3 separate regions of the Homo sapiens genome follow, and regions 1 and 2 are each linked to region 3. The links are chromatin contacts, found by Hi-C or POLR2A ChIA-PET in ENCODE. All regions are on one chromosome and are shown on one strand. Each heading gives the region's core, a stretch centred on a gene start or an enhancer-like site at or near the end of the contact. The rest is flanking DNA. Distances are from core to core; before and after follow the strand shown. Region 1 holds the start of ALPK2-AS1 (ALPK2 antisense RNA 1). Region 2 holds the start of ALPK2 (alpha kinase 2). Region 3 overlaps ALPK2 (alpha kinase 2).

Region 1 (2,700 bases), core at 119-2,618, 37 kb before region 3:
TGCCTTGCACACTCCTGGAGAATGGGAGGGGCATGCATGAGGCCCGAAGAACCCCAACCATTTCAGTGGAGATGCTGGTGGCCCAACATGGTGAACACTGTCTCATCCCCCTGCCCTGAGAGTAGGCTCTGCTACTTGTACATGGTTCTAACTGTGAAGGCCCTGGGCCTTTTAAAAACTTTTTTTGAGACAGAGTCTTGCTCTGTCACCCAGGCTGGAGTGCAGTGGCACAATCTCGTCTCACTGCAACCTCTGCCTCCCCGGTTCAAGCGATTCTCCTGCCTCAGCCTCCCAAGTAGCTGGGATTACAGGCACCCGACACCACGCCTGGCTAATTTTTGTATTTTTAGTAGAGACGAGGTTTCACCATGTTAGCCAGGCTGGTCTCAAACTCCTGACCTCAAGTGATCCACCAGCCTCGGCCTCCCAAAGTGCTGGGATTACAGGTTTGAGCCACCACGCCCAGCCTTAAAAACTGTCTTTTAAAGCTATTCATTAATTTATTGGACTAGATCTCACACACACACACACACGCACACACAATTCATGAGGTATGCAGTGAACAGGTATATAGTAAAAATTGTGTCTCTCCACCCAGTTACTCAGTCACCTTCACCAGAGGCCACCACTGTTATCGACAGTTATTTTAGTTTTGAGGAGAGCTAAGGAACTCAGACCTAAAATGGAATTAGGGAAGCTATTTAACCTCATCGATAGAGACAGAGCCTGGAGTCAGCAGCCTGCATTCAAAGCAAGGCTTCGCCGCTTCCTGACGTAGAGCCTGGCTGACAGGCTTTATCTCACAGGGCTGTTGAGATAATGAAATGAGCCAGCCGCTGCAAAGTGCTTAGCCCAGGCACCGTGCATTTCTACCTTCAATACGTGTCAGCTGTTATTAGCTACGGGGTGGTGGAGCTGGTGGAGGAAGGTGGGAGGGAAGGGTGGGGCATATTTAATCCTTTCTGGGGAAAGCCCTAAGCCCTCATTATACCAAGGGTAGAAATCCCTAGGAATCTGTTAGAAATGCATGGTCTCAGGCTCCTCCCCAGACTCGCTGAATCTTGACAAACTCCCCAGAAGAGAAGCACTGTCCTGTATGAACCTAGAGCCCCTGAGGGCTGGGCCACTGTCCTGTGTGAACCTGGAGTCCCTGAGGGCTGGGCTGTGGCATCCCTGCCCCAGGGGAGACGGTGCTGCTGTCTCTTCATTGCAGACATGAGCCCTTAGACTTTGCATGATGAAAGCTCATGACAAACGCTACCTACTCCCGAGCCCCCAGCTTCCTATTCCACATAAGATCTCCTAAGCCCAATAACCTGTGACCTCACAGATGAATGGAACATGTCCTCTTTCGTCCTGTAGCTCCACGGTAACCTGAGAGATGGCCTGGAGGCAGGGTGGCATGTTGTTTTTAAAGTGATACAAGAGACACAGTGGAGACCGTCCAATGAGTGGCATGGCTGCCAGGATGCCAACTGGGACACTAAAGCCCTGGCAGTGGGGGCTGCCCAGCAGGGCTGGCCACTAGAAATAAGGTCTGTGAGGGTTGAGGGCCGAGAGGCTGGAGGGGCTCATGGGTGACCAGTGCTGCTGTTTGCCACTTGTTCTAAACCAGCAGACCATGGCTAAGAACACTGCCATACAGGAAGCCGCCCTTCCTCTAGGGCAGAATCACACATGATGGTGGGGGAGGCGTGTCATTAGACATCGTCCAAACCCACAGAATGGGCACCACCGAGAGGGAACCCTCATGTAAATCATGGGCTTTGGGTGATGGTGATGTGTCAATGTAGGTTTACCGATTGTGACAAATGCAGTCTCTGATGCCGTGTAGATAGTAGGGGAGGCTGTGCATTTGTGGGAGCAGGACATATATGGGAAATCTCTGTACTTCCTGCTCAATTTCTCTGTGAACCTAAAAGTGCTCTAAAAAAGTCTATTAAAGAGAAAAAGAATTATATATAAGAATTACGTATAAACTATAGTGTGTGTGTATATATATACACATATATATACGTGTGTGTGTGTGTGTGTGTATATATATATATTTATATTTTGTCATTGGATTGTATTTATAGTTTGTCATTGGATCAGCTGTAAAAGAGGAAAGAAAACCAACATTGAGGCCCAGGGCAATAGCTTTTAAAAAATTACAATAGAGCTGAGTACATGCAGTCCCAGCTACTGGGGAGGCTGAGGTGGGAGGATTCCTTGAGCTCAGGAGCTTCCAGGCTGCAGTGAGCTATGATCACACCACTGCACTGCAGCCTGGATGACAAAACGAGATCCCGTCTCTAAAATATATAAAAATAATCACAATGACAACAGAAATCACTTAGAGCTGGACTATCCAACCTGGGAGCTTTGAGCCACATGTGGTTAGTGAGGCTTGAAATATGCCTAGTTTGAAGGAGGAACTGAATTTTTAATTTTAATTAATGTGCATGTAAATTTAAAAGCTGATATATGTGATATTGTTAGGGAGAAATTTTAATAGGTTTGGAACAATTTGGATATGTGAATCTACCCTTCCAAATTAATTTCATGAACTCTAAATACAGATCAAGTATTTCCAAAGAATAATTAGCATCCAAATTGAGATATGCTATGAATGGAAAATATACACCAGAGTTTGGAGACTTAATACCAAAAAAATGTAAAATATCTCATTAACAATTTTTATATTTACATATTGAAATA
Region 2 (2,700 bases), core at 104-2,603, 35 kb after region 3:
TTGGCCATCCATGCTTTTTAATACAGGATTTGTGAAGTTGTTGATTCGGAAGGTAACCCACAACATCCTTGGTTTCAATTCAGAAGCCACACAGCAAAAAACCCCTTCAATTTGTCCTTAGTTGATATAGAGTTATAAAACATATCACATATCTCTGGAATGACCATTCCTGGTTAATTAATCTTTAGAAATAAAGGCTACCTTTACTTAAGGAAAAGGTTGTGGAAAGAAAATAATTAGAGCAGAAGCAGCTCTAAATGCCGTTCTTGCTTTTATCTATTTTTAAATGATTGCCAAATGTCTGTAACTGACACCCTTAATCAAGGCTTTTAAAGTTTAGATGTGTTCATTAAATTGTAATGTGACAGTGGTGGCATTTAATTGATGGATTTTTTTTTGGCTGACTTTTTGCCTTAAATTTTTTTTTAAATCTATTTAACAACTCGATAAATGTTTACATCAGCCATTTTGAAAAGCCTGATAGCTTTTCAGCAAATTGCATTACCTGTTGTCAGACAATATACTCCTGTGTCTACCCAGATAGGAGAGATTTTCAATCATTCAGTTAATTCACAGTAAAAGGAATAACTCTTGACTAAAATACTCAAATATTTCAGACAAAAGTCTCTGGGGCCTGAGTTACCTGGATAGTTGACTTTTTATGTTGCTTTGCAAAACTTTACATATCACTCGTTTGAGTCATTCTGTATATTTTTTCTAACTGTTAAGATAGACATGATGTGAAAGAAACTGTTTTCATTCATTATTGTCAAGCCAAAATAAGCAAATTTAAAAATAGCAATAATTTTCAAAAAGGGTCAAAATGGACTTAAATTACAAGACCATGAGAGTTTGCCCACTTTAAAACCTTATATGCCCAAATATCCCATATAATCCCTATTGGTTTCATCTCATTCTATTTCATCAGGAAACCATCTGCTTTGTTCTTTGTTGCAGAAAATGTAAACAACTATATATTGAAAGCACAGCCATTCCTTATGTAAAAACCAAAGTCTACATACTTACTTTTCAGTACTCTTTGTCCAAGAAATGTTGTAGGAGGGCTGGCTCAGCTGTGGATTCCCCAGGCTGTGTGTGAGGCATTGATTGGGTGTCCCTGTTCCCGGGACAGGGATTCAAAGGAGTTTATAGGGCTCAGGGTCTTCCATGATCAGGTCAAAGCATAGATGGGTCTGCTTCCAGAAAGTTCATCTCTTCCTAAGAGGGGAAATTCCATGCCCGGGGAAGTTCTGGAAGAAGAGCATTTTTTCCCCGCCCTTCAGTGAACTAGGTCATTGCTGAAGCTGGAGAATATATTTTAGCATCCCTGTGATGAAACTTGAGGGCTGTTTCTGCAGTAGGTGCGACACTTGTTGACACGACACGCTGGGGAGGCCCTGGCAAGGGGGCCTGGTGAAATGCAGCCCCAGGGAGCTGATGAAACCCAGACGAGCTGTCACTGGCTGCTGCTCAGGAGACCGAGCAGCTCTTTACAAAGCCCATGCTGGACCCTGGGCTTAGTTGCTCGCTCCTTAGGAAAGGAAAAACTTGCTGCCTGATAAAGGGATTAAGGCCGGAGTAACACAACCAGTTCTCATACCAAGGTTATCAGGCATTTGAAGTACACATAGGAAACCCGTGGAGGGGGTGTTGGGGAGGTGAAAATATGTGTCATATGTTGTTCATTTAGAACAGGCATTATAGCCATCCTCTGAAGTTCTCTGAGAAAGGCAGAAGCCACAGAAGGAAGGCAGGATCCACCCTCCTCACCCTGCTTACCCCCCCTTACCCCTTGTCTGTCTGTCTGTCTCTCTCTCTCTCTCTCTCACACACACACACACACACACACACACACACACCCCTTCCTATTTTGACTACGATAGAAGAGAACAGACAAAGATCAGAAGAAATCCACAGAAGAAATACCACAGGTCCTATTCCTTCAGATTGCCTGGAATGGTTCTTGTTGGGAAAGTAGATTTTGTAATATGGGCAATTCTTTTATTGAAGTTTATCCAAGTCCAAAAACATAGAGAATCCTTTAGCATCATTCTGTAACTACTTAGCCTCTCCCCAAAAATATTTTAATGTATGACACCTGGAAATTGACAGCTTAGACAGAAACCTCTTTTGAGACTCGTGGAGACAGCTCAAATTAGCAGCTCCAGGGGTGACTTTGAAAGGGACATAGCTGTAAATATTCACTCTGTGTAGGGCACTGCAATCCTCAAAAGCAAATTGTTTTTACACAGCACAGAATGTACATCATTATCCCTTGATGGAATGCAACTTTTCACAAGATGAAAACTCATCTAAAACGATAAAATATTAAGAAATGTAGGGGTGATATGTTCTGTTTTTCAGTTTTATCTTCATGTGAGAAAAAAGATATTAAAGCTGAGGCACTGTAAAATAATGACTATCTCCTGGGGAACACATCTGTGAAATGCCACAGAACACAGAAATTACCAACTCTTTGCAAATGGTCGGCTTTATGGAAAGCTGAGGTCTTCACAATGTAAGGTCTTTTCCAGATAAGAAAGAGGAGATAACTTCAAGTTGGGAATGAAGAGAGGAGGAAAGTGTGATGATAAAGAATAAACAAATGCTGTCGCACACCACAGAGAGAATAAAGTCAAAAGTGAAGGAATGTCCCAAAGCAATAGATAAATGTGATATGGTTGTGAAAGAAGTGTTGCC
Region 3 (2,700 bases), core at 132-2,631:
TGGTTAAGGGACAGACTTAGCAGCGAATGTGCCTGGGTTCACATGCCGGCCCATCTGCTCCGCAGCGTTGGAGAAGCCACTTGACAGCTCTGGACAATAGCTGAACCTCCATCAACCCGGTGACATGAGGATTAAGGGATTAACTCCTATAAAGTGCTGAAAGCAAAGCCTGGCACACAGTAAGACTAAATCAATAGTTCTCAGCCCTGGCTGAACGTTCAAGTGACTTGGAGCGCTTCGTAAAAATACCAGGGCCGGAGGATTTTAGGGCGGGGAGACTACTGCTGATTCTGCAGAGGTAGATACATGTCAGGACACCTTTGTCCAAACCTGTAGAACGGACACCAAGAGTGAACCCTCATGTAAACTATGGACTTGGGGTGATGATATGTCAGTGTGGATTCATGGATTGTAACAAATGTACCATGCCGGACAGAGGGTATGTGGGAACTATCTGTGTCTTATGCTCAATTTTGCTGTGACCCCAAAACTGCTCTAAAATTAAAGTCTATTTAAAAAGAAAAAAAGGGGCTGGGTGCAGGGGCTCACGCCTGTAGTCCCAGCACTTTGGGAGGCCAAGGCAGGTGGATCATGAGGTCAGGAGTTCAAGACCAGCCTGGCCAACATGGTGAAACCCCATCTCTACTAAAAATACAAAAATTAGCAGAGCGTTGTGGCATGCGCCTGTAATCCCAGCTACTTGGGTGGCTGAGGCAGAAGAATCGCTTGAACCTGGGAGGTGGAGGTTGCAATGAGCTGAGATTTCCCCATTGTACTCCAGCCTGGGTGACAGGAAGGGACTCTGTCTCAAAAAAAAAAAAAAAAAAAAAAAGGCAAAAAAGACCGGGTGCAGTGGCTCACACCTGTAATCCCAGCACTTTGGGAGGCCAAGGCGGGTGGATCACCTGAGGTCAAGAGTTTAACACCAGCCTGGCCAACATGGTGAAACCTCATCTCTACTAAAAATACAAAAATTAGCCAGGCGTGGTGGTGCATGCCTGTAATCCCAGCTACTTGGGAGGCTGAGGCATGAGAATTGTTTGAACCTGGGAGGCAGAGGTTGCAGTGAGCCGAGATCGCACCATTGCACTCCAGCCTGGGCAACAGAGCAAAAACTCCATCTCAAAAATAAATAAATAAAAATAATAAAAGGAAAAAAATACCAGTGCCAGGGCCCACCTCTTCCCCCAACCAAAAAAAAAAAAAAAAGCACAATTAAGCAGCATAATGGGGTGAAACCTTCACCATCAGTTTTTTTTTTAAGGTTTCTAGGCTATTCCTTTGGGCAGCCAGCACTCAGAAGCACTGAACTAAATAAATGGACATGGACTCTTGTACAATAGCGAACACGTCAGGGAACAGGCATGTTCATGGTAGAGCCAGGATCTTTTCCTGGGGATGCATGGGGAGCGGTTTCCTGGCTTCCACTTGGCGCAGAAGCTCTGCCCTTTTGACAGCTTTCTGAGCCTCTGGGAGCAACGCAGACCCACCAGAGATTCTTTGAACAAGAAGTGGGCAAACTGATTTCAGAAAGGAAAAAAATCCTATGGCATTACTACCACCACGCTTAGTTAATAGATGACTGACCCTTCTTATTAAAAGAAAACTCAAAGTTATCCAGAAACAATTTCCACCCCCAGCACCTAATAGGTCACCAAGCGAGCATAATGTCCCAGAAATCTTAAGGAGCATTGTGACAATATACCAAAACAATCTTAAGTTTAAACTGTAAATCTATTCTCTGAAAGGCCCATCATCTTGGGAGCAGGACTAAGATGAATGCTCCATCAGACAAGCCATGGCCGGCAGCCCCAGCTCTCAGCAGCACAAATGTCCCTAGCCACAGAGGCCCAGAGCTCTGCTAATTCATCAAACACCCAGCACGCCCCAAGCCAAACTGTGGATGTCCTTATCCAAACCTGCTTCTTGTCTCCACAAAACTGCAATTCCATTCTACCAATTGCTCAGTGCAAAAATCCTGGAGTCCGTCTTTCACTCCCCTTTCACGTCCAGCATCCAGTCCAACAGCAGCTCCTGTCAGACACACTCAGAACCTGGCCGCTTCCTCCCACCTTCTGCAGGACCGTCCTGGGTGGAGGCACCACCGTCTCATCTGAATTACCGCGATGGTTGCTTGCAGTCCCCATCTGTGCCCTGAGTCTTCTCCAGAGGATACATTCACATCACTGAGATAAGAGTCATCCTTTTACACTTAGCCAGAAAATGTCATCACATCTCTGTTCAGAAACCCTCTTATGTGTCTCCATCTCACTCCAAATCAAATCCAAAGTCATGACCATGTGCCATGGCCTACAAGCAATGAGCTGACGTGGGAGTCACAGAAGGTGAAGAGAACCTGCCTTCCCCAGGTAATAACCACATCACCTCCCGCTCTGTACTTTCACCCCTGTGCTCAGAGCCCCTCACCAGAGAGACCTTCCCACCGTCATGCGCCTTCCCTCCCTCGTGCTGCTTTATCTTTTTTCACCTGACCCATTACATAGTTCCTGGTGTGTTAAATGTCTGGCTCCTCTTGCGATCCCTTTCCCATGAGATCAGGGACTCCAGTATTTGCTGCTGTAACCTTAGGGTCTAGAACAGTCCCCGGCATATAGTAGGCCCTCCATGAATCCTTATTTTTGAATGAAGTCCTTATGATCACTCCTTTTTGAATTATATTCCAGGATACATCTTAATAGA

Evidence for each region. Hi-C counts contacts between places; a loop is a spot of excess contacts on that map. ChIA-PET counts read pairs that join two places held with the same protein, here RNA polymerase II (POLR2A). Pooled maps may share reads with other maps.
Region 1: a map of heart right ventricle shows a loop between it and region 3 (6-fold over the local background). The contact joins the promoter of ALPK2-AS1 here to the enhancer-like site in region 3. A Hi-C loop is called at or near these places in 20 of 168 maps with a recorded cell type or tissue (CD4-positive, alpha-beta T cell, CD4-positive, alpha-beta memory T cell, Caco-2 and 10 more), 12 of 37 single-sample maps with no recorded cell type and 16 of 50 pooled maps. POLR2A ChIA-PET finds 5 or more read pairs at or near these places in 13 of 52 experiments (AG04450, Caco-2, GM10248 and 10 more).
Region 2: a loop to region 3 is called in a map of psoas muscle, with 2.3 times the contacts of the local background. The contact joins the promoter of ALPK2 here to the enhancer-like site in region 3. A Hi-C loop is called at or near these places in 10 of 168 maps with a recorded cell type or tissue (B cell, Caco-2, MCF 10A and 7 more), 2 of 37 single-sample maps with no recorded cell type and 7 of 50 pooled maps. POLR2A ChIA-PET finds 5 or more read pairs at or near these places in 5 of 52 experiments (A549, A673, H1 and 2 more).

The regions. Positions count from the first base shown.
Region 1 is chr18:58,555,654-58,558,353 of GRCh38, forward strand. It overlaps ALPK2-AS1 (ALPK2 antisense RNA 1), which reads left to right and starts at 1,369. Exons shown (of 2, transcript NR_188108.1): 1 at 1,369-1,535. The region is part of intron 4 of ALPK2 (alpha kinase 2); the gene reads right to left.
Region 2 is chr18:58,627,738-58,630,437 of GRCh38, forward strand. It overlaps ALPK2 (alpha kinase 2), which reads right to left and starts at 1,354. Exons shown (of 13, transcript NM_052947.4): 1 at 1,027-1,354. RefSeq lists an enhancer at 1,371-1,913.
Region 3 is chr18:58,592,755-58,595,454 of GRCh38, forward strand. The region is part of intron 3 of ALPK2 (alpha kinase 2); the gene reads right to left. Among named protein-coding and RNA genes, the nearest start is that of SNORA108, 6.5 kb to the right of the region's middle. Within about 2 kb of position 1,382, at least 5 of the 41 ENCODE cell types and tissues checked have a DNase peak (open chromatin) inside an H3K27ac peak, as active enhancers do; they include heart left ventricle, heart right ventricle and psoas muscle, where a contact is called at or near this core.